5 separate regions of the Mus musculus genome follow, and regions 1, 3, 4 and 5 are each linked to region 2. A link is a loop called in an ENCODE intact Hi-C map of the cell type or tissue named here. Cell type or tissue: left cerebral cortex. All regions are shown on one strand. Each heading gives the region's core, and the rest is flanking DNA. Links, peaks and the distances in the headings are about the cores only. Region 1 overlaps Cntn4 (contactin 4). Region 2 overlaps Cntn4 (contactin 4). Region 3 overlaps Cntn4 (contactin 4). Region 4 overlaps Cntn4 (contactin 4). Region 5 overlaps Cntn4 (contactin 4).

Region 1 (6,084 bases), core at 959-4,958, 92 kb before region 2:
AAATCCACATTTTTGTACATTTCCGCTCAGGGAGGAGGAAGAAACCATTAGTGAGACTGGCATGGTTGAATGGGTTTCCAAGTGTGAGTTTATAGCAAGAGGAAGAATTGCTTAATGGTTTATCACACTGGCTTTGGAGTCAGAGGCCTCGTGGATGAGCTCGTCATTCACTCCTACTCCAACTCCGCATGATGTGGGTGAGTTCCTTAATCTCCTTGAACTTCAATTTTTTCGTCTCTAGTATCAGGTCAATAATTCCCATCTCATATGGCTCTCTGAAGATGAAAATGATGTGTGCAAAGCACTTAACTCACTGCCTGCTCTAAAGTCAGTGGTCTGTAAATACTAGTACTACCATTGCCAATTTTGAGCATCAAATAAAGGTCTACATCAAGTGATGTAGACTGGGGGAAAGTGAGTTTAAATATCTACTAGAGTGACATTTGTGTTTCAAAGTCAAAGTTTTGTTGGGACATAGAACACAGACACACAGAGACACACACAGACACCTACACACATGCACACACAGACACACAGACACATATACACAGACATGCACAGACAGGCAGACAGACAGACAGACAGACAGACAGACAGACACACACACACACACACACACACACACACACACACACCATCACCAACACCACGACCACCACCATGCTGATAAAACCTCAAACATAGCCTCTTTTGCTATGTTTTTAAGCCAAGACTATTCACCCAGTTCTTTATCCCGTCCAGTCTATGGGCTGAAATCATCACAGGACTTAAAATGTTGTGGCTTCAGGTAATTTCCTAGAAGCAAATCTTTGTATAATATTGTGGTCTAAGAGACACTGGACTACTTTTCAACATGAAAAATGAAAAATAAAATAGGAAATTTTCTTCCTTACAATCAAATGTGTTTATTTTTTTTTTTTTTTGGAAGAATTTCTTTGAGATACCATTTCATACAGCCTGGGTGGTCTCAGATTTGCTATGTAACTGAGGATAGCCTTGAGCTTATGATCTTCGTACGTCTATTTCCAGAGAGCTGAGATTGTGTACATGTGCCTATGTCAGGCAATTTTGTGTGGTGCTGAAGAGCCAGGGCTTTGAGAACACTAAGTAGTCACTTTATTTACTGAATCACATCCATTGCCTGCCCTACTGTGCTATTTTTAATCAGAAATAAAAATGTATCATGATGAGCATTTCATCACTAAGCATAAAGCTTTAGGAGTTCATCCTATAATACACGAGTGTGTATCTATGTAGGTATATTTACATATACATACCACTGCTTAAATACATTCAGGTATACTAGTAATCATAAATGATTGCTAGAAGCACATGTATCTTACTCTTGCCTTTTTTAGGAACTAGAATTGTACTTTTTTATGCATCTGTGTTTGTCTATGTGGAGTATATACAAATGAGTGCTGATGTGTGCAGAAAAGGCAGTTGAGTCTCCTGAAATGATGGTTACAGGAGATGGCGGGTGCTGGGAACTGGACTCAAGTTCTCTGTCAATAGCTCCTCAGCTAGAGATGAGATCTTTTGAATGTCATCCCCATGCTGGCATGTTGACTGGCTGAATCTTCCTGGAGGTGCTGGACTAATATTGAAAAGTAAACATGTTTTCTGGTCATCTTTATATTGATGATATTTAAAGAGTGACATAATTCAATCAGGTTGATACTACGCAGCAAGTCAGAAGTAGAACTACAAATAGGTAGCATATGACTTTGGGATAGATATAAAAGCAATAATAAAATAAATGAAGACAAGTTTAATAATCCATGAAGTAGTTGGGAAGAAGAGGCAGAGCTGCAGAATTTGATGCAGGAATTATTACAATGCGACTAAGAGAGAGAAGCGCATGTGAGGATGGCCAAAGACACATTTTCCCAGGGCCAGTAATCCAGCCTTTAGTGAAACAGGCCATTAACCTATTCCATGTTCCTTGTAACATTACTACTTTGGTTTTTGTTTACAGGAACAACACTCCAGCAAGCCTCAAAGACTGCATATTCGGTATCTCATACCAAGGAGGAGGCTTCTGTGGGTTACTTTAGTTAACTCATTGTTTTCATAAACAATACCTCTTCAGAAGAATGTAAGGTCAGTTCTAATGAGCCCACACACAGACCTTAAACTTATTTTTTATATCTATTTCTTACAACCACTCTGTGAAGTCAGTTCAATTACTCATGCCACGTGAGAGCATGGAAAATACCCAAGACTACAGACGGAACACAAGGAAGAATTTGAACTAGAATACAAATCTTCCCAACACAGAGCCCATAATTTAGCCTCTGTTCTACATTGAATTACATAACAGAATTAAAAGTATGCATCTGATTGTTCACCCAGTTCTTGTGACACTCACACTTTCTTACCCTCAACTATTACTTTCTCAGCTTCACAAGAAAATGAAGTTTGCTTTGCTGCCCTTTTCTCTGAAAGTGTAAGACTTCCCAGGCAGCTATTTTTATTTCTCACTTGAGTTTGTTCCTTCCCTTCATCTCTTTGACATACTCTATTTTATCTAGACCTTTGTACTATTTAAGAAGCCAAAGAACAACTCAATTTAAAACACTTGAGCTTCCCTGTGTGCTCCATAAAAATGTGCACCTATCTAGCCCAGGAGGTCACTGTGATTAGCTGGATGTGGCATCACAAATAAGGCTGTTCTGCTTTAGAGACAGGTGCCCTCAAATGCAAGCTGTTATTACCAGCAGTTTTCCCTATAGGAGCTCATCTCTGTTCACATATCATCCTGCACTGGAGTGTTAATGGTTAGGCAGCTGCATTCTCTTATCTTTGGTTTCACACTAACACAATACAAAGACAAACAGGAAAATAATTTGAACTCTTGAATTTCAAACTAAAACTTGGGCTCTTCACAGTGTTCTGTAAGGGATAATGGGGAGCTGACCCCCTGCCTACATCACTGAACTCACTTTTTGCTACTTTCTCTCTTTGTTATTTTTACTGTGATAACTATGTTTTCCTTTCCAGTCTTCAGGAGCCTTAAGGCTGACCTTATCTTTGGACCTCTAAGTATGCCAATGTCTTTATTTGATGTGGTCTTCCAATTTGAGCATATCACAGTGTTGCTAAAATTCTTCCCTGGAAGAAATGTAAAGCAAGGTGACCCCTTCTGCTAAGACCCAATAGCAAACCAAGGCACAGTTCCTTCAAATTTCACTGTGAGGAACCAGTAAGTTTTGTTGGGCATTCTCACCTATGTGAGCTGGTAACATACAGGGGTGTGGCCACTTCTCCTCCAGTTGGCAGCATCTGTATTGTCTTATCTAGCAGTAATGAGGGCTTCCCAGCCTCCATATAGCTGCTCCTCCATTCCAATGAAGAATTGCCAGATGGTAGGGAGCAGCAGATACTCAGAAGAAAGTTGCTTGCCCTATTATGCTTCTCTATGTTAGGTTGTAAATAATTGATCATCTCAGTAGTGATAATCTTCTAGAAGGGGAATGGATCAGAACTCCCTAAGAAGCTTTGGTTGGCTTGAAGGACAGTCACTCATGACACATGGTTATTCTTTGGAGTCTAAGTCAGATTTAACTTTCTCAAAAGACCTTTTCCTGCTGATCTAAAGAGGATCTTGACTCCAGTTAACCTACCATATCTTTTCTAGATTACTTCTTCATATTAATCATCAGGATCACTATCCACTCAATCTTTATCAAGTCTTCCAATTCAATGCATAAAACTATCTGCCAAGTTGGCCATCAATGGGAGGAGAGGCCCTTGGTTTGGGGAAGATTCTATGCCCCAGTACAGGGGAATGCCAGGGCCAGGAAGTGGGATTGGTTGGTTTGGGGAGTTGGGATAGAGGAGGGTATAGGGGACTTTCAGAGAGGAAAGTAGGTAAGGGGATAGCATTTGAAATGCAAATAAAGAAAGTATTTAATAACAAATGAATAAAACAAATTAAAACAAAAAAACTATCTGACACCGAACTACTAGGAGTAGGGGACACTTAGCACATGAAATAGTAACACTGCTTTGCAAAAGAAATACCATTACTTTCATCCATCCCTCCTATCAAACAAATGCTGACAGGACCAGAACACAGACTCACACCAGGGATTTGAGGGGACCTAATGCATTCACAGTTTCTATACACTAGTCAGTGATATACCATACATTTATATGTTCTTTGTCTAGTGTAAGAATTCTATGGTACACAAAGTTAGGCTCATTACAGCCTTTATAGAAAGAAACATAAATCTTCATTTGGATATTCACTTCATAACCTTTTCTTTTCCCCAGTGAAAACTATAACCTGCAAGTTGCAATCCATTGGTCCTGTCTCCTAGATGAAAAGGCCACCTTAAAAGCAAATGAGACACTAGACCAAAGGAACACTAGAATGATTATTATCTGAAGAAAAGGGTGAAAAGTCACGTGTCAAGAGACTATGACAAAGTCAGTAACCTATACGAAAATCCTTGGGAGTCTATTATAAATGGAGATGCAAGAGTCACAGATCATGATCAAACCAGAGAGTCTACCAATCTACCAGCCACACAACAGCTCATAGAAAAGCATCTCTTTAAAGTGAAATGAATCCCTTTATCCCAACCGTGCTCCTTCTGTGACTTTTCAGTTGTAACTCTGCCGGAGATACAAGCCTGGGCTATGCATTCAGGGTCAAATTTGCTTTGCAGTTAATGGAAGTACGCCAGAGGCCTTCGGTGGGAGTGGTAGGCTCTGGCTTCCTGCTCAGAAGTAAAACTAGAAACACATTGGTTCATGTAACTTAACTTTCTCTAAGTTCCATCCTTAGAAGTAGGCCCCCCTCCCCCTTCAAGCAGCTGTGGTGCCCAGTGCTGAAGTGCAGAGGCAGAAGTTGTCAGTTTCTGGAAGTCTTTCAGCTTGGCCAAGAAGCTTTGCTTCCAAAATAAACAGAAATTTCCATGTAACATACTCAGTTTTAGGACATAGAAACAATAAAATGGTGATTGCTGACTTATGAAAAATATGCTAGTCATACTTGAATTCATGTTCCTAAGTAGCTGGACATATGTGGCCTTAGAGTTATTTTAGGCAAATCAAGGCTGTGAGAATAAGCAACTATAATAAGTTTCTTGGGACAGTAGGCACTTATCTGCTGTGCACTGGTTGAAGAACACTGAAGGACAGGAAAAACAAGGATTTGTACAGAAGGAAATCTCTCAGATGAGGAGCAGCTGTTATGTATGTTGAATTTAAAATGTTTCAGAAACTTTAACCATATATTTTTATCTCATTTAATTACAGTTTTGAAAATAAAACCATCATCAACTCTCCATGCAAGCTCTGTGTTTATTCACTGAGTATTTTGATTTTGCTAAGGGTGCTGTTTCACGCTCTCATTTTCATAAGGAGGAATCTGGATGCCAGGAGCTTGCTATGCTAGAAACAGATAAATATGTTTATGCTTTTGCACAATGTCAGAATTTTTACTGAGTAACAATAACTTACAATATCCAGTGGTCTCACCTACACAATCTGGCCAATGTGAATGAATGCAGGACCTTTTAGTCTGATCTTAATTATTAATATTTACTCTTATAACATAGATCTATTCTGGATAGGTGGTATTTGACAGCTGGTGTCATTTGTAAGTCTGACCAAGAGACATAGTCACAGTCCTTCAATATGGGATCAAAAGCTGCTTGTGAAATTGTCTCCCAGGGCAACACATGGCCTGGAAACTAATTTTATCCAGTATGGAATAACTTAGAGTAAGTCATAGTCTGATCGTAACACACAGAAAAATTGTAGTGTGATAGGCCTCCTAAAGATTAGAAATGACACCTTTCAGGTTACTAGCTCTTAAATATATCTTATGATACATGACGCCGAGTACAGAGGCAGGAAAGGAAGGAAGGCAAGAGAATAAGAAAATCTAAGATTATCTCTTCATACTATTTAGTCCTCATGTGGGTTATTTGGCTGAATCTGGAGATCCAATTTATACAATATCTGCTGAATAACTGAGACATAAAATTTATTAATTGTATGTACATGGGGTTTACATGGGGTTCGTCATAAAATCGAAGTCCAAAGAAATGACCAAAACATGCACTTAAA
Region 2 (6,084 bases), core at 1,206-5,205:
GCATGACTCTGTAGATTTGTAATTAGTAACCAAAAACAGGATAAAATTGTGACCTCTGCCTCCATTTTGTATCATCTTCTGCATCATAAAAAGCATAAAGTCTGGTTCAGATTCCTGTTCCCCTCTCTCTCTCTCTCTCTCTCTCTGTCTATCTATCTATCTATCTATCTATCTATCTATCTATCTATCTATCTATCTATCTATCATCTATCTATATACACACACATATATATGATAGATTAAATACATATTTGAGAATTTAAAAGCAGAAACTACCATGTTGACTAGCCTTGCATTTATCCTATTCTCTCTCAACTTTCTTCAGAACTGAATACAACCAGGTAAGAGTACTGAAGAATTTGTAAGTTCCAGTAATAGCAAGGCTTGTGGCATATCATCCTAGGATGGAACTGCTCCATACATGGGAGATATTCTCCCATGAAGAAACTTAGTGGAACCAATCATCTCTGGATGGGAACGGTGTCTGCAACAAGCAGGATCTTACTAGAGACACACAGCTGAGATAATGAACAATGGGACCATAGTCTGACAAAGTTGATTTATGCAAACTCCTTTTGCTCATTGACATTGCCCCTTCCTTGTATAGATGTATAAGTCTTGAAGTATTCTGAGGACGAGAAGGCTGCCTCCCTTGCTTCCTACTGTGACTACACTGAATGCAAAATCTGTCTTGTTGCTTTATCCTCACACCACTGTTTTGACTTGCTACAGAGGTAGCAGAGCCTGATATGGTAGAACCCCCTGAGTTAGCCCATGGTCCGAGACTCTAATGACAACACCAGAGAAGTTCTGTTGGACTTGTTTCTAAGTCAACTACATCTTTGCAATGAGAGGGAATAAGATTCACCCTCTCTCAGGGACGACTTATAAACCCTTGAAGTTTGGGAGGGAAGGACACAACAAGAAAACCCTCTCAGAACCAGAAATTTGTTTGAGGAATAGGTCAGGCTAAGATGTATAGATACTAACCCTTTTCTTCCTTTCTTCATAAATACTGAAAATTACTAGAAACATTGCTCCCAGCCAGGTCACCAAATTCCCTTTTCCAGCCAACCCCCTCCCCCCCTTTTTTTTAAACTTCAAATTACAGTTTTTATAGAGAAAAGGAAAAGTCTTCTTTTTTTTAATGAGAAAATGAAAAGTCAGTTAATCAACAAGTGTTTTTTTTTTAAATTAGGTATTTTCTTCATTTACATTTCCAATGCTATCCCAAAAGTCCCCCATACCCCACCCCCTCCACTCCCCTACCCACCCACTCCCACTTCTTGGCCCTGGCATTCCCCTGTACTGAGGCATATAAAGTTTGCAAGACCAATGGGCCTCTCTTTCCAATGATGGTCGTCTAGGCCATCTTCTGATACATATGCAGCTAGAGACATGAGCTCCGGGGGTTACTGGTTACTTCATATTGTTGTTCTACCTATAGGGTTGCAGACCCCTTTAGCTCCTTGGGTACTTTCTCTAGCTCCTTCACTGAGGGCCCTGTGTTCCATCCAATAGCTGACTGTGAGCTTCCACTTCTGTGCCCCTTCTTAGAATTGGGAACAAAACACACATGGAAGGAGTTACAGAGACAAAGTTTGGAGCTGAGACGAAAGGATGGACGATCTAGAGACTGCCATACCTGGGAATCCATCCCATAATCAGCCTCCAAATGCTGACACCAACCAATGTTTTAAAGTTTCTCCTGAAAGCATTTCAGAAATAAAATAGAGTATTGGGGATAGTCTCAACTTTCTAGACTACCCAAAGATGCATAGAAATAGAAGAGTTTAGATGACTCAACTCTACTCTTATTTATACTCTTACTTTCCCACACTAAGCATCTGTTAAATCTGAAACAAAGACAACTTATCTTTGTCTGAAAAATAGCATCCTAAGAAATCCAATAAAAAAATCACTCTGCAGTAGGTGTCACATAATTATATGCAGTTAGGGGAGCTCTCTCTCTCTCTCTCTCTCTCTCTCTCTCTCTCTCTCTCTCTCTCTCTCTCTCTCTCTCTCTCTCTCTAAATTAATCCTGCCCATTTTTTTCATATGTCTTAGATCCTGTCCCAGAAAGGCATAGTTCTTACTACTCAGGCTGCTAGCATCAAGGTGGGCAAGGGGATTATAATAGATGAAGCTAGCTTAAGGTTTTTTTCTGGAGCTGAGCAGAACAAAATAACACTGAGTCCCAGGTCATGGCTAAGTCATGGAAGCAAGGCAGAAACCCAGGTATTAAGTTGACCAGAACAAGTACAAGGGAAATGTGGATTATAATGCATGGTCATCCGATGATAACACATTCACAGAGCAGCTTCAAAGAGACAGGGACTTCTTCACTGAGGCTGGTTGCAGGCATTATCAGGATATTTCTGAACAATTATAAATATGCAGCTGAGATTGCAGTGAAAGAATAAAGGAGAGGGAAACAAACAAACAAACAAAAAAAGGTCTCACTGGAGTATAACCATTTCATAAAATGTAACCTGACACAAACTAAAACATGTAACTAGTCATTTCCTAAAGATTGTTTGACAGCCTCCTATGTCACTTCAGTCTTCATAAAGGATGTTTGTTAAAAGGCTGATTTCTCAACACCTTCTGGACTTTTTTATGAATAACAAAGTATTATTTTAGTAAATATCTCTGTTAAGTCACGTACATTACATTCCAGAATTCATATTTAAACTTACGAATTGAGCACAGAACTTGCCCCATTTTTATACCAAATAAAGTTTTCCTATGATGAAAGACACATTGCAGTTTCTTGGTCTATGTGTTAGATCATCCTATAGCTGTCTCATGAAATGAGGAACACACTTTTCCAGCACAACCTTACCACAGTGCACTTTTCTGCTAAAAATACTGCCATCTGTTGCAAACTCAGTGAATCGTTTCCTGATGAAAAGACCAGGATTGGGATACTCTGGTTTGTTAAGAGGAAAGCGAAAATCCCCAGACTCCAATATGTTCATAAGAGCTGTGTGGATCCAGGTATTGCACCTGGGGATTGTGTAGCTCCTTAATCCTCATGGCAGGTAAGAAAGTGCTGCTATTATGCTCAAGAATTTAAGACTGTGATACCCATTCTTCCTAGGACATCAAATAGACTGCCTGATTAAGCACCTGGTCTTGAGAGGAAAAAAAGACCTAAATGGCATCAATCGTAGCTTCAAGGAGATTGAACAAAAGCATAGAGCACCAGTCATCACAAACTAACTATATCATTTTAGACGTGAGTTGTATCTAGGTCACATCTGGAAGGTGGTAGAGGGTAACAGTACACATGCTGACAAGCATGCTTGTGTAAGCCATCATGGCTGCCATGCTGTAGCCTTTGCCTTGTGTGCTATGTGATCCTTAAGGATGGAAGATAGGCCACACCCTGTGCAGGTAATCCTTGGGAAGATATAGCCTTATTGAATTGAATAACATCATCTGGGACAAGAAACAGACGATTTGACTATGCTCATTTTTTGGTTCTGTCTGAACTATAGTTCATTTTCTCCTTCTCTCTCCTGGAATTGTCACCCATATGTTCCAGGAAGAGCATACACAGGGCTATGACTCTTCGGGCAGACTTTTGATGTAGAAACTCACTGTTGCTGTAAACCTCTGAGGCCAACACATCTCTGTGAATGTACATAACTCATAAATTGTATGGGTATAATCTAAGGAAATTCAAACATGAATAATGTACTAAAATGATAATCTTTTCTATGAGCAAAAAACTTTTTTACAACAGAATTATTATAGAAATGATTGGTTATCTGTCATAACACCATTACAAATATGATTTAGTGTTGTTAGTATTTATTAAGTAAATAGCAAGGGATATTTAAAGGCTCTGTGCTTGTGTTTCCAGTAGTCAATTTACAGAGTTTGTGCCAAATAAACATTCTCTTTCGTTGCTCAGTTGAATGGAACAGGAATAAACCAATATTAGAAGAGACAGATACATCTGCTTAAAGGGTGCACTGTTTCTTTTATTTGGCCTGGCTTCTACCTTCCACAGTAGTTTATTTTTTTTAAACTGTCTCAAATGAGTATTTTAAACAGCAAGACATAGAGTAGTCTAACAATGGCTGGCATATCTTTGAAGGCACAAAATGAGAGCAAATCCAAATAGGAAGTGAATTCTTGTCTTGCTGAGTCTTTGTTCTCTGGTTAACAGATTAATGTCTCTGCCACCAGACACTCTATATACATAACAAGGCCCTAAAACATATGCTAGATTTTAGAAGTTGGGGTAGGATAGGGGGAGTGTGGGAAGATAAAAGTGGCTTGTTTAGAAAAGAACTCACCATTTTGCAAGAATTTGTTGGGGTGGAAAAGAATAGCCATAACTAGGGGTGATGTAGTGGGGAGGGGGACTGTATCAGCACCTCTCTCTTTCTCTGGCCTTGACCTCATACCTTGACACTCATGAAGCAACTATCATCTAAAAATAAATCATAGGATGGTTTTAACTACAATCCCCAGTTACAGCCAGAAAGATGCACTTTCAACAAATGCAAAAATGTTGCTACTCATTTGGAGGCAAAAACTGACCTGAACTGCTGTGAGTCTATTTTTAGTCTCTGTGAATATTCATGGGCTTTGCTGCAGAATTAGAGACGCTTTTGATTATGGAGTGCTGACCTGGACTCAGCTGGGGATGTTATATAATGCTGGGCATGCTTTGTGGGTCATTTTTTTCTTTTGTAAAATGAGAACAATTCTGAATTTCCAAACATATTTGACCCAAATAACTTCTGATCAGAGTTTTGAGACCTCTATTATATGCAATCTCCAATATTCTTTGCAGGGGATCTAGAAGTGTGGAGAGACACTGTCCTGGGCATATTCCCTGCTTAATCTAGAAGTATAGATAGATGATATCTGGGTAGATTTTTTAGATAAATGTACTTTTCTTTAGGGTAGTTTGCAAAACACTCTGGAATGTACACAGGCCTCATAGACTTCTGCCTTGCTGACAGGTCCTTCCATTTTGAGCATCTTAAATCAGTGGGGTAGATATACTGTTCTTGTTGAGCCAATATTGATATGTTGTTATTAAATAAAGGCTAGATCTTAAACTAAGTTTCATTCTTTGTGTTATATATCTGTGCTTTTAGCAAATACATTATGCCACATATGTACTGATAAAATGTTGTACAGATTATGGCTCTGACAACTTTCTGGGGTTTGGTATAGTAGCTATTTTTTAAATTATATTTAGATGCATCAGTATGAGTGAGAACAAATATAGGAAGCACACATGTGTATGATTGATTGATTTGCACTAACAAGCTTAAGTTAGATATCTGTTTCTGATTTAATCACTGTTACTCGAGACTTAACTGCAAAGGCATCTCTAGTTTTTGACTGTAGTGCAAGGGCAACACATCACTCACTGGTGGTGAATCAGCCCTTCAACGCTCACAACCTATGCTGTTTGATGGCATTAAAGTTATATGCCCAGGCCCCAGTCAATTAATAGTCCATTTCCTTGGTTACGCTAGTTCTAAACAAAGTACCCCAGTTTTGGTTAATGAAACCCCACGATAGGGTTTATGAAATTACTGATATAAAACCCCCTTTCAATCTAAGATAGATCCATGAAAAAAAATTTTCCCCAAGCAATATCTTTTTTTCTGTTGTGTTTCTCAGATATGAGAGCTATTCAGTGACATTAAGCCAGTTTGAGTTGCTGTTCTTAGCTCCAGCTACATTGTTCCTAATGGACACCATATTTATGGAAGAGTATCAGCATCCAAGTCACAGACTCAAATCTCTCTCTCTTCTATTTCAGAGAGAGAGAGAGACAAAGAGAGGAGAGGAGAGAGAGACAGAGACAGAGACACAGACACACAGAGAGAGGCAGAGAGACACACAGAGAGAGGCAGAGAGAGACAGAGAGAGAGACACACAGAAAGAGACAGAGAGAGAGACAGAGAGAGGCAGAGAGAGAGACAGAAAGAGAGACAGACAGAGAGACAGACAGAGAGACAGAGAGACAGGGAGACAGGGAGATAGAGAGACAGAGAGACAGAGAGAGAGGAGAACACAGAAGAGTCATCTTAACCTGGTTGCTCT
Region 3 (6,084 bases), core at 1,244-5,243, 310 kb before region 2:
TCCACAAGTGTGAGGACTGTCATTAGGTGGGGGCCAACCCCATGACTTCCAGCACACAGACAAAGAATAGGATCCTTGAAGCAAGTTGACTAGTCAGACTAGCTAGATCAGCAAGCTCCGGGTTAAACTGAAAGACTCTAACTCAGATAATAAGGTGGAGAATGACCAAAGAAAATACCCAGTATCAATCTGTAGCCTTCACACATACACACACACACACACACACACACACACACACACACATACACACACACAAATGCATGTGCTTGCAAACATGTGCATCCATGCACTTGAGAACATGCATAATGAATGAATGCATGTACACACATATCTACATGAGAAGAAAAGTAGAATAAAATGCACCACCAAACACTAAAACTTAAAAGACGGTTAACACTAATTGGAGAGCAGGTACTACTAAAAAACTGACCTTTTACAATACTTATTCTAAAGAATAAACAGAATTGACTATTCCACTAAAATTTAAACAATGAGTTGATATACAAATAAATACTTATTCTCAGGGGCTTAAAATATACTTAGCTTTTAGAGACCTATTCATCCTTAAATAAATGAAACAGAATTCATTTTCTAATTATTGAACTCTGTTGGGTCATTATTTGTATGGTCTTTCTTCCTCTCTTCCTTCCTTCCTTCCTTCCTTCCTTCCTTCCTTCCTTCCTTCCTTCCTTCCTTCCTTCCTTCCTTCCTTCCTCCCTCCCTCCCTCCCTCTTTCCCTCCCTCTTTCTTTCTCTCTTTCTTTCTTTCTTTCTTCTTTCTTTCTTTCTTTCTTTCTTTCTTTCTTTCTTTCTTTCTTTCTTTCTTTCTTTCTTTCTCCCTTTCTCTCTCTCTCTCTCTCTCTCTCTCTCTCTCTCTCTCTCTCTCTCTCTCTCTCTCTTTCTTTCTTTCTTTCTTTCTTTCTTTCTTTCGTTTTTGGAATAGTGTTCTTCTATACAGCCTGGCCTGCACTGGTACTGCCCTTTTGCCTCAGCTTCTAGAGTGTTAAAATAACAGGACTGTGCCACTACTTGGCCACTGTCTTATATTCTACACTGTAACACTCACACTAACTCTTGAGCATGTGTCGTTTGTGTTGTATAAGATGATGTCAGTAAAAATGAGCATGTTGAGTGTATACACACACACACACACACACACACACACACACACACACACACACAGAGCACCCATGCACATGCTTAATTTGCACTACTCTCTTAGAGCTACTTAGAGGAAATAACCCCTTCTGATGGAGAACTGAAAGGGCACATGAGATGGATGAAGTATGAAAGTATTCCTTGAGAAATCCATGCAAGTTTTCCTTTTTCACTTTGTTTTATTATTGCTATTTACAGGTACAAATTCCATGCTCCCACCCCAACCTGTAGAAAACAGAGACATGATCACATCACAAGAAAGAAAAGAAAATATCTCTACAGTGGAATCCTGAATCAGAAAGAGTACAGCCCTCCCCCAAAGGATGTAGGGTCTTCTGCCTCTTTGGCAGCAGATTCTCCATTTTACCTGAGCAAGGCTAGCCTACAAATCTAGATCACCTTCATTCACCACATGGTAACCAATTAAAGACTCCCTTTGAGTAAAGCTCTCCTAACTCTGCCCGGCTCCGACAGTTGCTCCACTCCTCGAAAGCCATAAACATCAAAAGGACAAAATGAAAGCTGCCCAATGAAAAGCAAAGAGAAGGTTCCTTAGACAAGCAAGAAAGGAATGCTGACTGATCAGAATTGCCCTCATTTGCATGACAGGCATTGCATGCGGGGTGGGGGTGGGGGGCAGAGGGGCCTGAGGAGGAGTGCAGGACACTCACTGTCCTATAGGTTTTTTCAACCTGGTGACCTAAAGAGGGCAGCAGTGTGTAAACCCTTTCCTGAATCCAGGTGTTTAATTGGTGCCTTGGTTCTCTGAGCAATGAGATATAAAACAAAACACCCCAGTCAGGCTGAATAGAAACTGGAGACTCCTTTGTAAAGCAATTTGTAAATCACCTCTGAGAGAATACTTATGGTCCATTATCAAGGAGCTGAGAAAATAAATACAAAAGAGAGCTGTTTAATAAGAGTGACTGGCAGAAATAGAAATGTCACCAGCCAACCGAGGGTGGCAAGTTTGTTGTACAGCAATCACTCTTGTGATTATCAAGGTTAGTGAATTTTCCGGGTTCCAATGTGGAGCAGAGAGTGTTTACTTACTACAAGAATAGAATTGTTTGAAGGACACCCCAACACAGTTGGTTGTCTCTAAAGTCTTGGCTCAACTATTGTGATCAAGTTGTTTGTTTTTAAGAAGAAGTTATAACTTGTCTGAAAATCATTCATACTCGTACACCCACTTACTCTTACTCTTGTATGCCACCAGGGAAAGCACACCTCTTGCTTTTAGAATTGCACAGTGTTGGAGTCATGGGGTCTCTCTGCTGGGATGTCTTTCTAAATGCAAAGAATTTTCTGAAGGTCTACAAGCCTCTATGATCAATAAGAATACTCTTTTTAAATCAGACTAGCAAGTAAGTAACTAGGAATGGGGTGGAGAATTGGCTAAATATATCACCTCGGTTTGACATTTTCTTTTCCAAGCTTTCTTCATGGTTTAAAAGAAATGACAATCTAAAAGGATATTCAAAAATGCTTCTCAATGACAAATTAAATAAAAGAACATCTTTAAGTTAAAGTATAATTAGAACCACTCCATGACATCCCTTCGATTGTGATGGAACATTAAAAAAAAAGATTCATACACATTTACATCAAGTAATGATTAGATATTTTTTTCTGTTGAGGAAGGAGGAATTATAAGTGTGTTTCTTTCACTTACAACACATCAGTAATTCCCCCATGAGTCACTGGGCAAAAGGGTTCCCAAAGAGTCTCATTAATCTCAATAAAATAGAGTGGTTCACATCATAAGCAACACAAAAATAAGGCACTGTGAGCTCTTTGCTGATTAAAGAAATACAGTCTTGGTTGGGGGGGGGCATTTACTGCATCTCATGCTACAAAATAAGAGAGCATTTTGCTAGACTCCACAAGAAATGGCACAGATTTCTTGAGACAATAACAATGAATTTGAAGACAAAGCTTTTGGCTTGCCTACAAGCAAAATAACACTTGAGCACCCATGCTCATTCACACCCAGGCTTCACTGTAAAAGAAGGATGACATCTCAGACAGTAGATGGTGCTACAGCCTCGCAGAATGAGTCCACAGCACTTAGTTAGATCTGTTTAACCTGCTCCTGTCAGCAATTTTCTGCATGTTTTCAGTTTCTTGAGTTTAAGGTCTCCGGGAAAGAGATGGTAACGCTTCCATTCAAAAGCACACGTCAGTGTGTCCTTATAGATAGGGGAAGAGGACAGTAAGAAACTCACAGAGCTTAAGATGGAGGCTATTAATTCCTTGGTGGGCATTATTAGCTGGCTTCCCTTTATTTGGCATGGTAAGATTGATTTCTAAAGCTTTCTGTTATACAGAATCCTGACCAAACCCACATACCCCCAGCAGTCAGGTCCACTCTAGCTAGCTTATCTTGGGGGCTTGTCTGTAATTCCAGTTAATCCTATTCTGGGATCTTATAAAAAGAAATCAACTATTAACAACTTCTCAACTCCTGGCGATAGCTAGAATGCCTCGTTGGGATGCATGCTGGACAAGACATCATCATGAATTGAGCTAATGAGACTCTTCTTCCTGTTGTGTTCTCTGCTTCAGAGAGGACTCTGTAAGCTTTCTAGAAACTTGATGGAGAATGAAAATCAGTAGTTTTCTCATTTAAGGGTCTGTTAGTGTTCTAAATTTTGAGAAGATATCAATTGTTGGAAAATGCTCTTGTAAGCCTGGGCAAGTCTCTGGAGTAGGGTTGAGGGTCACTGCACAAGAGTATACTTGTCTACACCAGAAGAAGGGGAAGTTTTCTTTTCATTGAGAATTACTGACCCAAAAAGAAAAGAAAATCAATGGAAGGTCAGAGCAGTACAAAGCAACTTAATTCAGTTTATTTTCAGAGTGATGTTACAACTTTCCATGTTTTTAAAACTAGGTGGAGGAGACATAAAGATCTGAAGGTATGTCAAACATTTAAAATTTCCAGTAGAAGATGGCAGGGTATAAAAGGGGGTGCAAAGATGATCAAAGTGCATTATGTTGATACTTCAATCAAAATGGTGCCTGAAATTTAAGTCAGAGTTCAGCCTTGACCCAAATCTCATAGGTTCCAAATCTATATTTAAGTCACTTATAAAGACATATGGCCTTTGCTATTATTACAAACAAAACACTCCAATTCCATGCTATTGCTGTCTGGAAATACTGAATAGAGGTAGAAAAAAGAAGATAGACTACATTATCAAGAGTTATTAAAGGGCAGAAGAAGACATAGCTACATCACTAGGTCTTTATTAACTGAAAACATAATTTTCTCATTTTAGAAACATGCTAGTTACTTAAATTCAAACAGGTTACCTTTGAAAGTTCATAAGTATGACTGTATACATATGTGTGTATGCCTTTAAATATGTGCATTTATTGATACATCTTAGTTGAAAGGCAATTGCATACTGAAATTTCCCACTAGAACTCAACAGCTTATCATTGGTAGAAAAGACAGTAAGGGCAAAACCACAGCTGAAATTCTAACAAACATGTACACGTTATTTGTCTAATTGATGTCAAGTCCCTGGTGTCAAGTCCCTGGATGGATCCCCTAGGCTGCATTGAAAAAAAAAAGTGAAGAAGATTTTGCCAATTTGCAACATTTTCTGATAAATTATTACTCACAAAAATGTAGGTAAGAAAACCCAATTCACTCTTTAGATCATTCATAATCCGTTTATCATGCAGGCCTGATATGCAAGGTGTATGGATCTACTTACACATTGCTCTGTAATTTATAAAACACTTCCATTTATCTTCTGCAAGAAAAATAATCTTTTGTTTTGTTACCATACTAGGACCAGCTCTTTTTTATAACTCCAGTGGGATTAATTCATTCGAGGCTACAAGGTACCACAGGAACCAATAGAACACTTTACCATGGTGGAGACTCCCAGATAACACATGGAGAGTGAGATATCCTTTACTGGAAACAAGGTCATAGCTCATTCACACATGGTAGCTGGTGGTTAGAATTCAGGAGGCAAATATATATATTAAAGAATCAGTTGGGGTTGATGACAGCTTTTCTAAAAGTGTCATCACAAAGAACTTTATTAAACTCATAGCCTGGTGTCTAAGACTCCAGTTGTCAACTCTGGGCACATAGCAATGGTGCATCAATCACCAAATTAGAAGTCATTTGGCATCTGTGATCTGCAGTTTTCAAGGTGATGGCATTTGGCCTTGTAGGGGGACTATGGAATTTTTATGAATCATTGTGCGGATCAACGGATTTTTGATATGCTTCATAAACCCTGTTACATGGTGTGAGATACACATGATAGTATTAGTGCTGGTACCAAAGATTTGCCTGGGAAGAAAAGGAAACAGTTGTTTTGAGAGTTAGAAGAGGGTGACATCTAAGGAAAAGAGCTCTGTCATAAGTCATTGTTCCAAGGGAGCTGCTGGCTGCTTAGTAAGAGCCAGGAAAGATGACAAAGTAATTTCTGGTTCAAGCATGAATGCTCAAGTATAGGAGTTTATGTGCAATTGCCAGATGCTTCAAGCTAGCCGCTAAATCCAAAGACACTTCATGCGCCAGCAACATTCTGGCATTTCAAGCCAGAGGGCTGCATAAATGTACATTCCAACAGGAAGAGATGTCATGGGAAAATTACTCAAAAGAAGTAACTGAGAAACTGATGAGAAAGGCTATGGACTCGAAAAGAATCTAAACCACTGGCAAGAGAAGGAAGTAAAATCTGAGTGCAGACTGGGACTAGACAGATGGCTCAGTAGCAACAGCTCTTGCTCTGCATCAGTGAGGATCAGAGTTTGATTTCTTTATCATATAAAAGTTGGGTGGGATGAGAGCCTTCTTGTAACCCTAGAGGTTTGAGGCACAGATGGGATCTTGGAGCAAGCTGGCTGGCAAGACTAGTCAATCAGTGAGCTCTGGGTTCAGTGAAAATTCTGC
Region 4 (6,084 bases), core at 730-4,729, 280 kb before region 2:
GATGAAAAGAACTCTTAAAATTCAGGTGAAATGATGTTAAACTGTTATGTTGGCCTATCTCAAAAGAAACATCACTGTATCAGTAAAGGAGCAGCCTAGGAAAAGTGTAAGGCAGAAGTCCAGCTAGACTAGGCTGCTCACAGTGAGAGGTTTGTGTGTTAAGGAACCCCAGTGACTGTCCTTCACGTTGTAGGATCTTCCTAGCCTACTATTTTTTGTTTTAATTATATGAAGCTCCACAAATCCTGTAGAATTAAGCTAAATGCATTGTTTACTGACTGGCCAAAGTTATTGTTCTGTGACAGGTGATAATCTATTGCCTCTCTGTATTTTCACTGTATGTCCAAATTATGATTCACTCTGATGACTCTGGGGTGAGACTAATGAATGTCTTGGGAAAGAAATCTCTCTACCAATTGTAGCTAGTCATCAGATAGGAATTTCCAGTACACAAGATTACCATAAGGTGCAAGCAGAACTGTGTATGGTCAGGGTAGAATATATATATATACATATATATATATACATACATATACATATATATATACACACACACACATATATATATATACATATACATATATACACACACACACATATATATGTCTCACACCAATCTTTAAAGGATTATTTAAGGAAAAGTTATCAAAAGAAAGGATCCGCCTATATACAAAGGATTGAACAGTAAATATTTAAGGCCATGGAGGCTAAAAGGCAAAGTTAATGTTTTAACCCAACTTTTTAACTCTACAATCTTGCTACAGTTTTAAAGCACAGTCATATAAACAAAATGTCTGCCTGACTTCTAAATATACTTTATTTATAAATATTGAAATATTAATTTCATAAAATTTCTACATTTAAAGATATCATGTTTCTCTCCCCTAACCAGTTGAACATGTGACCGCTATTCTTAGCTTTGGGGTAGACGTCAAAGCAGGCAGATGGCTGGATACAACCCACTGGTCGTGGTGTGCAGACTCAGACATTCTCTAGCTCAGGTAAGGACAAAGATCAGTTGCAATTCTCATTTGACATGCAGTGTTTTTCAGGTCTTATCCTTCAGTGAGATGATGCAGAAGGTTGGGGGCAAGGCCTAGAAGACCTGCATTCCCGTGAAGTCCTCTAACCAATTTTCACTTGCTAGGGGACATAGGCAAAGTCTTTCATTTGTAGGAGGATGCCTGTCAAAGCATAGACTGAAACCACTACCCACAGTTACACAAGTTCCCTTTGGAGGTAGTGAGACAAGATGACTGTGGTAATCATACCCATAGCCTAAAAGCCTGCATTTTATGTTGATCCCTGGAGGTGATCAATAGAAGATAGGGTTGTTATTACCATGGTTATCTTGTCCGTCCACACCCAGACAAACAACCTCAGGTACTCTGCCTTAGGCTTGAGAATTAAAAAGATTTGTCATATAAAACCTGTGTAGCTAAGGCACCCACCATGGAAAAGAGCACAGTGCTTGCTACCTCTGGTACAAAGATAAAATGTCAGTGAGTCCAATACTGCATGTATAGGTAGCTGCCATCCTCATAGTTCTTAATAACATTGATAATAATAAACATATACCTCCATTTAAAGGGTGCTTTCTGCTAGGATTGGGGAGTCTGACTTGAGAAGTGTTCTTGCTTAGAGTCAAACAGCGAACCAAATTCCAAGTGTACTACAACTAGCATAAAAAATAAAATCAGCAAAACTTAGAAATTCAGACGGTAGGAGGATAATCAAGAGTCTCATGGGCACCTGTCAGAATCCTGCAGCCTGGAAGCCTGCTCATGCATAATTTGAATATTTATCCCCTAGATGGATACTTGCCAGGGGTTTATTTCAAACCTCCTGTCTCATGTAGAGAATGTGTCCTCGTCTCCTCTACTCACTGATCTCGTGTCTGAAAATATCTACCTTCAGCCTCTCTCCAAATAACTGGGCCAGAGGTAGTGAGTAAGAGAATTGAATTTTAAACGAGTGGTTAATGACACAATTATTGTAAAAAGGTTAGGAGGAAAATGTGTTCTGATGTCTGACCTTCCCAGAGTTCTAATCCCAGACATATGAAGAGATCAAAACGAACATAAGCACATTTTAAGGTTAGAGAGCATCTTCTCTGATAAATCAGTCTCTTTGTAGATCTGGAAAGTGAATTAAAATATGGCAGTGTGCCATATTCCAGGCTAAATGGCTACGGTTGCACTAAAGGTGTGGGCTTGGAGCATTTGCTGGGGGACGAGCACATGGCACAGTTCATGCTGAGTTCAGAACGGTTTTCCTCTGCCTTTATTGTGCTTTATGGAGCAGATTTCTCGACTGTATTTCTCAGCTTATTTTAATGTCCTTGGTAGAAACTGGCAGAATAGACAGTCTTCACTACACATGGGCACTACTCCATAATACCACATGAGGGCTTCCTAACCACTTTGGACTGTACTTAAGGTAACAGGATTCTTATCTTTTGTGACCCTCCTGACCAAATGAAGTTCATAGCCTCACCTCCATATCATAACAGCACAGGAATCAGAGACCTGGGTAAGGAAGCTGATCTATCTGAGTGCCAGTGACCAAGTCCAGAGAGACCATTGAAGCACATGAACATCCAGTGGACGGTGGGTTTCTATGCTGGGACAACCTGAATTTAACTGTTTATACATGAGCATGTCTGCCTTTCTCTCTTCAAATTACCCACGTTCCTCCTCTGTCAGGCCTTCCTCTTACTCATATTGTTCTTAAAATTTTAGTGTGTGTGTGTTGTGTGTGTGTGTGTGTGTGTGTGTGTGTGTGTGTTTCCTGAGACAGTGTCTCATGTAGTTCAGGCTAGCCTCAAATTCTCTCTAGAGCCAAGACTGACCTGGCAACACTGACCCTCTTGCCTTAGCATTCCAAGTGCTGGTATTATAAGCATGCAGAAAATCTGGAGGACTTTGTGGGTATTTTTGTATGTACAAATATATATATGTGTGTGTGTGGTATACATATTTATATGTCCAGGTGGGCATGAATGTTGTACACATGTATGTGAATTTTGTAGGCAAACCAGATGCTGTTCTCTGGGAGCTGCCCACTTTATTTTCTTGGACAATGTAGGCTGAATGAGCTGGCTAGGGAGCCGCAGAGATCTTCCCTGTCTAGGAACTACATGTATATGTCACCAGGTAAACTATTGTTTTCCCAATACATATCAAAACACATAAATGATTACTAAAGTTAGAAACACTTAACTGTATTTATTATATCTCTTGTATTATACTTAAGGAATTATTGGCCATGCCTTATTAGATAGCAACAAATAAATTAGTTTATGAAGATAAGTAAAAGTTATTATCTCAGCAATATTTATATCTATATGTAATATGAGGTGGCCATGATATACTTCATTCTGGTATATTTGGAAGCTTTACTCTGTGATACTAAACAATAAGGCAGCAGAGAATTAAATGGTCGGTTGAGAATAATTTCTTCATCTTTCTGGTAGTATCTCCAGAGTATGCACTCTGATGAGAAGATACCCCACTCTCCACAGTGCAGCATGGAAATATGATGTCTATGGTTGTATGTCTATAACCTCTTCCCTACTTGCCTTTTAAAATTACTCTACTGGGTTAGAAACTTCATTAAGTGTTCAATGATATAGAATGTGTGATATAGAATGTCATTTTATTATAATATAAATAACAACTACATCAGGAACAATAACAACCATCACTATTCTCAGGCACCCATGCTTGCCACTTAATGTGGATCATCACAAATGCAGAAACCATGTACAGAAGCCAGCATGGCTATTATCTCCATATAGGCTACTAATCACATTCAAGGTCATAGAGATAATAAGTCAAAGAAATGAGATTTAAGCCAGATCTTTTCAACTTTAATCCTGGTCTTTAATCATAACTTAACATGGCATGCTAGTATTCTCTTATATCTGCATAAGAGGACCATCACTCTAACAGGGATGGACTTGACTAGTGCCCATCTTGGAAAGCTTGGGCTCCCTATCTTGGTCCTAGTCAATCACTAAATCTCCTCTGGTAGCTGACATATCCATATATTACCAAAGGTCTCTAGATGGAATTCTATGCTATAAATATTAGCTAGTGCCTTTTTCCTTTGCCCCGTGAAACAGAGTAAACCTGCAGGCAGATGCCTATGCTACTGGCTCAGAGAATTAATAAACCAAAGTAGTTGAAGTCCAGATAAATACAGATCTACTTCTAACTAATGTTCTCTGACTCCCAACTCTCCATCTTTATAGATAAGTACACTCATGATAAAAAGGACTTTCAAGATGGCAGCAAACTGTCAACTTCCAATGACCCTGACATATATAATTAGGTGAACTTTTTTAGCTTCATGCTTAAGTTATAATTGAGGTAAATATTCTTTCTGAATATTTTAACTTGCCTTGGGCTGTCTTACTTCAGAGAGGAATCTACAAATAGGTCAGTAAAAAAGAATATGAAGCAATTCATCAGAATGCATTGAGTATCAGCAGGAAAAAAAAAATGGTCTCCAATTTTACCAGTAGAACCAGGGAGAGCTTGGGTCAAATTTCTGGCCTTAAGTCTTTCCATTTGTGGTGACCTTCAACAAGTCACCACACTGACTGTTATTTTTATTAGTCCAAGCGCCACTGAGTACCCTCGCAACTGAAAAATCTTAAGACCGACTGTGCAAGACAGGAGGTGATAGAAATTCAAATGAAATGTAAATTAAGATCTCATCCTTTACAATTCTCGGCACTTCCAGCAATGCCATCAACCTGGTGTTGGGACAGTCTCACATCATATGCTGTGCTTAGAGCATAAAGGACTTTCAGTCATGAGATATAAAGCACCCAGACTAAGAGATGAGGGACATTTTATTTCCTTCAAACTGACAAGGTTGGCTGGGTGACTTAAGCAAAGCACACAGGTGATCAAAACCCTTTATTACTTGGAGAAGCCATATCCATATCTCTGAATACCCAGGGCAGCTTTTTGTAAAACTGCCAGTGTCGTTGCTTAAACAATGTTTGCTAAAAATAGTACTTGAATCATGGGTTTTTAATTTGTTAGCACAGGGTTCCTAGACATGAATTTCAAACCTATAGAGACTTGAAAGAAATTTAATTAAAGGACTGCAGATAACATTCGTTACAATACTATAATAGACACAATGGCTGTAATTCTGAAATTGTATTGGACGATGCTGAAATAAGATAGCCTTTCAATCATATTCATTACCAACAGTTCTCGAAGAATTGTTAATCATATCATGCTTGCTGTGATGAATTAATCTAGCAACAGTGATATCTATACATATTAATATGAATGCTGCCACGTCTGGTGATTCTATTATTAGAAGTAAAGGCACACGGGTTCTTTGAGTTAGCCATTACCTTTCACAATCACATTCCCAGTACTGCTGGCAGTTCCAAAATGGTTCGTGGCTATGCAGGTGTAACTTCCAGCATCAGATTTAGTCACATTGATGATTCTGAGGTTCCCATCTTCAGAAATGGTAATTCTGAAAGCAAAGCAAATAAGGAAAATGTTGTGATGTTTATCTCGTGAGAAACTATTTCTGTCATTCTGTTGCCTTTCACACTATAAATCATAGTTACATCATTTGACAGCCTCGTCTGTTTTTAGGAAGTTTGTCTACATATGCATAAACATCATTGGGATGTGCGATATGTTTAATACTTCCACTCTTTTTTCTTGCTAAAAACAGTCTCAGACTTTGGTTAGAACAACAATTATGAATATTAGATTGGTTGTAGGCATTTCTCTTTCCGTGAGAACAATGCAAAAGGAAATCTTGAAGACCACCACTAGTTTTAAAACTGCTAATAAAAAATTTAAAACGGAGGTTGAGGAGATAGCTTTGTTGGTGAAATGCTTGCCGCGGAATTGTGAGGACATGGGTTCCCTTTCCAGAGCCTGTGTGAAAAGGGCTGGGTTGGGTGGCATGAGTTTGTAATTTCAGCAGTGGGAAGGCAGAGCTAGATGAATGCCTGAGACTTACTTACTGGTCAGCAAGTTTAGCCTGTCTGGTGAGTTGCAGGTGAATAAGAGACTGCGTCTTTAAAAACTAATGTGG
Region 5 (6,084 bases), core at 1,392-5,391, 160 kb before region 2:
CTGGGCAGTAGAGAGTGAAAGGAAGTACTTGAGGATTGCACGAGGGATCTCAGAGAGACCAGGAGAAGGAAAAGGGTCATGGAGAGAGAAGCAGGCCACCATGAGAGAGATGGACTATGAGCACATACCCACGAGAAACAGCAAATCACAAGGGAGATGTGGCCAGCATGTAAGTTAAAATAGCTCCAAAAACCTGCCCAATATATGCTTACATTTTGTAAATAAAATACCAGGATTGCGTGTCTTTTATTTGGTTAGCTGGAATTATAATTCTTACCACAATTTCTCTGTGGATAAAGGCTACATGCTATTCCAGATGACCTTATTTCAATTATCTATATTTATAATGACCTTAGTTCTTCATAAGGCTGCAGTTTGAGGACCAGGCTGGGGGAAGAAGTGGGGGCAACATGACTACGCTGACTGGTGAGCCTTTGAGGAGCTGCCGAATCAGCTATTGCCAGTGATGCTTCAAGGAGCCGTGACAGGCTTTGTGTGGACATACATTCATCTGCCTTGTGTTCTCGATGACTTTCATATATGTGACTCTTTGTGGATGTGTCTTACTTCAAATGATGCAGCCTCCAAGTAGTTTTCTTTTTTCTGTTGTAAACACTGATTTTTATCAGCATTTCCTTTCCTTCTTGTTACTTATCCCCATATAAGACTCTCTCATTTGTTATTCAGAATATTTGATATTCAGAAGCTCTGACTCAGATGCGAAAACACACCACCAGGTGATATAGCTGTGCTTTTTATCCTTTTATTTCTACCTTAGATTCTCAGTCTCTTAATAGGTGTTCGGTAAATAACTACAGACCTAAAACATCTTTCAAAGTCCATGGCACCCCAAAAACAGTGAGACTGTTTTTTTGGTTTGTGTTTTGTTTGTGTGTTTGTTTTTGTTGTTTTTAATCATCATTATACCTACTTATTAGTAAGGCTTCTCCTCCATTGTAATTGTATCTTGAGGAAGGAAAATCTTATATTTTTTTCTGAATCATTCACAAAGCCTATCTCATGAACATGAATTAAGTGAGATGAACAGAGATGTGTGACAAGGAGGAAGAGATGGGAGGCATGGAATCATTTTTAATATGGCCTATAATGTTAGAGGCACATGCTGGTTTCCAGCCATCAGAATCATTTACTACATATCCTTGTAGTTTTCCTTTACTGACATAAACTGTATAGCTTGTTTTTCTGGCCATATGGGTGTAGTTTCTTGGTTTATAGAGTGATCCATATTTATAGCTATGTAACTATGAACAAAGAGTATCAGTAAAAACAGGTTGATCCGAATACATAGCAGTAGTTACAGTACATAAACACGATTTTCACTGCTGCTTAGAGGAATGTCAGTGCATATAATGGGTAACCCCATTTTATCATCATATGAGTAAGGGAAGCACTTTTCTTCAACTATATTGCAAACGGTATTTTCGGGGTACACCTATCGAAGTTCTCCATTTAATTTGTGCTACGTCTGATAAGCTGTATTTTATTTGGCGATTTCTTCTATTCTAACTAGTTTGGCATTATGCTTTCACATCAGATGTCAAATCTGTTGCCTTTCTGTTTGGGGAAAACAAAAGGCTGCTTAACACAGAGACACATCTTTTTAGGCCATTTCTCTGACCACCTGGAAATGGTTGAACTTAATTGGTCTACAGATGGTCTGGTGGTTTACAGAGCAAGGTGCTTGATGGAATTACTTGTGATTCCATTTCCCATACTAAAAAAGGTGGGAGATGAAAGTTTAGGTATATCCACATAACCAAAATAAATAAATATACCATTGCTTAATCAGGAAACATCATCTCTGCCACACTTTTTTCCTATATTTGTTTGTTTGTTTATTCATTCATTCATTTTTACTTTACATCCTGATTGCAGTTCCCCTCTACCTGCCCCCCTCACACAGCCTCTCCCTCCTTCCCCTTTTCTTCTGAGAAAGTGGAGACTCCTCCTGGATATCCACCCACACTGACATGTCAGGTCACTGCAGGACTAGGTGCATTTTTTTCTACTGTGGCCAGACAAAGGTGGTCTATTTAGAGATCTCTATCGAGATCCAAAGGCAGGCAACAGAGTCAGGGACATCTCCCACTGCAGTTTGGGGGATCCATATGAAGACTGAACTAAGCATCTGTTATATGTGTGCAGGGGGCCTAGGACCAGCCCATGCTTGTTCTTTGGTTTGTGCTTCAGTCTCTTTGAGCACACTTCTCTTCTATATGGATTATATGATTTTCTCATTGTGTCCATGTGTAAAAATATACACTTTCCTCTATATATTTATATGAGGTTGGAAAAAAAGTCTTGGCTCATGAGAATGCACCTTCAATATTTTCAGTTCTTTGGAACTAGAGACCCACTATAGCACTTATGAGAGTTACATTAAGTAATTGAAACTCCTTCCCAAAAGGCAAGGTTTGGCTCTGTCTATTTTACAGTAGAACTTAATAGATATTAACATCAGCCATAAACTATTCCGTGTGTCTGGCAAACAGGGTTGGAGCTCACTGCAGTTAACATTGTCTTGATACTTGTTTTCATGACTTTTATAAGACTACCGTCTTCTCAAAGTTGCCTGGTGATATGGCATACTTAAACAACGATGGATTGCTTACTATGTAAGTAAAAGTTGATTTCATGAGGATATCTGGCTTGAACTTCCTGGGTGTTTATCACAGCCATTCATCCTGTGGTTGAAATCACCTCGTGGGCCTGAGGTTCTAATTTACAGAGCAGAACGAAAGCAGGAGCATGAGGATCTGCAGCTCCAAGTTGCTCCCAGGTGATGCTGCTGATGGCTTAAAGAGCACACTTAGAGCACCCCTATGCTAATTATGAGCAAAAGAAAGATGTCCCACCTGACATTAATACACCTGGCCCTTGAGCAAATTGTGGTGGGAACACTAGGAATGGAGTTCTACCAATGATAAGGCCATTGAAAGCCACAATTCTGTTGATGACCTTGTAGGTAGAGATTGCCCCACATTTAAAACCTAGTCACTTAGTAAAGGTTGATGCCAGGTCTGTAAGACGATAGGATTTAAGGAACTAGATCACAATTTACAGAATATGAAAGTGAAGCATACCACATGCTGCTCTTGTTTAAGTACAATTTGCAGAGCACTGTGCTGGCAGAAGGAAGCCAGTTTGCAAAACTGTGTGCCTAAAGATTTTTTGCCAACGCCAGCCTTAGCTGGGATCTGTGCTTGCTAAATTAAACCACAGATGGAACGAGCATTTACTAACTTCCACTGAGTGGGATTTTCTACTGAAAAAAAATAATTGCCAAAATTATTTTGGAAAATGTTCTCACATTGACTTTCTTGAAAAACAAGTCACATGGTATGCATTCCATTAACTGAAAAATATTTGGAAATATCTGATTATTCAGTACAAATTCCCATGGCTAAGTGTGCCATTGTGGCCTTTAAAAAAACCCATGCTTTTATACTTTCTTTTTTTTTCCATTTTTTATTAGGCATTTAGCTCATTTACATTTCCAATGCTATACCAAAAGTCCCCCATACCCACCCACCCCCACTCCCCTACCCACCCACTCCCCCTTTTTGGCCCTGGCGTTCCCCTGTACTGGTATGAAGGAAAATCTTATGTAGTGTCTGAGGATCGGTCCTGGTTTCTTTCTGTTGCTGATTTAAAACCTAAAATCAAAAGTGACTTGGACAGCAACAGCTTTATTTGGCTTACAAAAAAGCAAAAACAAAAACAAAAACAAAAAGAAAAACAAAACAGAATAAATTCTCATCACAGTCTACTATTGAGAGAAGTCAGGGCAGTCCCTCAAGCAGAAACAGAGGCAGGAACCATGAGGAACACTGCTTACTGGCTTGTTCAGCCTGCTTTCTTATACAATGCCAAATGACCTGCCCAGGGGAGGCATGATCCACAGTGGTCTAGGCCCCTCCCACATCAATCATTAGTCCAGAAAATACCCCTCCTCAATGCCCATGGGCCAATCTGATGGAGTCAGTATTTTAGCTGACGTCATTTTTTCCCAGGTAACTCTGGCTTGGGTCAAGTTGATAAAAACTAACCACCACAATATCTCAAGTGTCACTACCCCCAAACCAACAGAATAATTCATACTATATTGAGTGTCTAAACAAAACTATCTCCTCACTGCTTGAGAGAGCTAAGGAAGAATATCATGTCTTACTATTAGGATTTTGGAATGGTTTCAAAAATCAATAAGAAAATGAAAATAAATGCATTGTCTTAAGTAACATCTATACCTCCTTTCTTCCTTTTTCAACAGTTCAGATGGAGAAAGAACATTTTTAGAAGGCTGTCTCAGTACATACAAAGACTGAGTAAGCATGGATTCCTGCTTTGCCAGAAGAGTGTCTGGTTACCTGAATGCATGAAGTAACTTGCTGTGTCCAGTATGTGAAATTGATTATAGGCTATGCAAAGCTAATATTGTCTCTTTTAAAGATACTCATAAATACTAAAATCTTCATATTGCGTTTAGTAAATTCTCTCTCTGCATATACTAACCCTAATTTAAACCTGTAGAGGTGCTGTTGATAGTCTTTTCATATTTAATGATTGCATCACAGTCACGTAAGTCAGCAAGACTTTTTAAAGAAAGGTCAGAGAGCACAGGATTCATTTGGATTTTGTTGACAGAAAGTCTAAACTTTCTCAATGTAGTTTGGAAACAGCTATAGAGAAATGTCTATCAATGGGCAGGTGAGTGTGTGCTAATAAAACTTTAATAGTAAAAACAGGTGGTGGGCCCAGAAGCTATAATGGGCTGACCCTAAACATTGAGAAAAATGGACAATAGTGATATTTGAAAGAACAATGTAATCAATAGACTATTAGAACAAGAGGATTCAAATAGTTTAGCAAATATGAAAAAACTAACTTTTAAGAGTAAAAGCACTCTTTAACAAGCAATAACAAATTAGATAGCATGGTCAAAAACAAAACACTGTTTAGAATACAGTAGGAATGATAGAAAAATCTAGAAATTATCCTAGAATAGCCAACTTATTTATGCAGAAAATTTTAATTTTATCTATCTAAACAGGCTACAAGCAGGGCTTGCCTGAAGAGTTTGGCAGCACTGAGTGTCTTCTTCTGGGGACTCTTTTCTCATTTTAGGTTGTCCAAGTCTTCCTAAAAGATGATTATCAAGACTGTGCAAGCATCCCTCAAATGCAAGCTGTCAATCTATACATAATTCCATTCTGTGACATTGGAATATCACTGAATGTGAATCATGAAATAGAGCCTCACTCTTGTTTCACACTTCAACTAGACATCTTAACTATATCATTTCTGAGTACAGAGAAATGTCCACATTCTTACTGGCAAGCTTACAAAGGGTTTACTCATTCAGTATTTAGTGGTTCAATACATGATTAAAAGTTTGGGGCCAACAAGATGGCACAGCTTGTAAAAAGGGCTTGCTGCCAAACCTGACTGAGTTGAATCATTGGACTGACAGGATGAAGTAAAAGAAGGGACTCCTGTGAGTTCTCTAATCTATATATCCCCAGCCCAATAAGAACATAAGTAAAAAATAAAGCCATTGGCTCAAGCCAACATTTCTAGGCAGTACACCTCTAGTACTTTATTTTATCCCTAGTTTCTCCATCTGTTATTCTTTTGTTGAGAATTCAGTTTTATAATTCCAATGAACAATATAACTAGAGCATTTGTTAGTCTGGAGTTCCCTAAGGTTATGTTTCAATGGGCTGAAAACTGGGTCTTTTGACTTCCTAGTATACTGGCCACCATGAACACTAAGCAGATGCTTTCTATCTGAGTAGCCAAATGACCATCCAAGACCTTTGGCCCCCATAGACCTGAAATGGAAGTGGCTGAAATAGAGGTCTGAAGCTGACTGCCAAGTTCCTAAGCTTGTCAAACCTTCAGAATATCCACAGCCATTAAACTCTATTAAATCAGATTAGCAAAGACAGCTTAGAAAAATGTCTCACATCCTTTAGTCATTTAGATGTTCTCATCAAACATGTTTTACGCCCACAGATCCTCAACTGTGATGTTGTTAGAAAATTAAAAACAAGACACGATTGC

What was found. Peaks named below come from ENCODE experiments on the same cell type or tissue, not always from the same donor. Only the 100,000 strongest peaks of a DNase experiment are listed, where the experiment ranks them.
Region 1: a loop joins it to region 2, with 4 times the contacts of the local background. A loop is called at or near these places in 2 of 42 quality-filtered maps.
Region 3: it touches region 2 in a loop (2.8-fold over the local background); 2 of 42 quality-filtered maps call a loop at or near these places.
Region 4: it touches region 2 in a loop (2.5-fold over the local background); 2 of 42 quality-filtered maps call a loop at or near these places.
Region 5: a loop joins it to region 2, with 3 times the contacts of the local background. A loop is called at or near these places in 2 of 42 quality-filtered maps.

What each region holds. Positions count from the first base shown.
Region 1 is chr6:106,425,523-106,431,606 of GRCm38, reverse strand. The region is part of intron 7 of Cntn4 (contactin 4); the gene reads right to left. Among named protein-coding and RNA genes, the nearest start is that of Il5ra, 320 kb to the left of the region's middle. In left cerebral cortex, for the core only: no CTCF peak of the experiment used is centred there; DNase peaks (open chromatin) are centred at 2,481 and 4,867; H3K27ac peaks cover 643 bases.
Region 2 is chr6:106,333,795-106,339,878 of GRCm38, reverse strand. The region is part of intron 5 of Cntn4 (contactin 4); the gene reads right to left. Among named protein-coding and RNA genes, the nearest start is that of Il5ra, 410 kb to the left of the region's middle. In left cerebral cortex, for the core only: a CTCF peak has its summit at 2,875; DNase peaks (open chromatin) are centred at 2,866, 3,290, 4,303, 4,571 and 1 more place; H3K27ac peaks cover 3,310 bases.
Region 3 is chr6:106,642,836-106,648,919 of GRCm38, reverse strand. The region is part of intron 15 of Cntn4 (contactin 4); the gene reads right to left. Among named protein-coding and RNA genes, the nearest start is that of Il5ra, 100 kb to the left of the region's middle. In left cerebral cortex, for the core only: a CTCF peak has its summit at 3,182 (motif pointing right); a DNase peak (open chromatin) is centred at 3,195.
Region 4 is chr6:106,617,706-106,623,789 of GRCm38, reverse strand. Cntn4 (contactin 4) reads right to left here. Exons shown (of 26, transcript NM_001109749.1): 15 at 5,381-5,508. Among named protein-coding and RNA genes, the nearest start is that of Il5ra, 130 kb to the left of the region's middle. In left cerebral cortex, for the core only: a CTCF peak has its summit at 2,412; a DNase peak (open chromatin) is centred at 2,261.
Region 5 is chr6:106,496,469-106,502,552 of GRCm38, reverse strand. All of the region lies in intron 9 of Cntn4 (contactin 4), which reads right to left. Among named protein-coding and RNA genes, the nearest start is that of Il5ra, 250 kb to the left of the region's middle. In left cerebral cortex, for the core only: no CTCF peak of the experiment used is centred there; a DNase peak (open chromatin) is centred at 3,180; H3K27ac peaks cover 1,668 bases.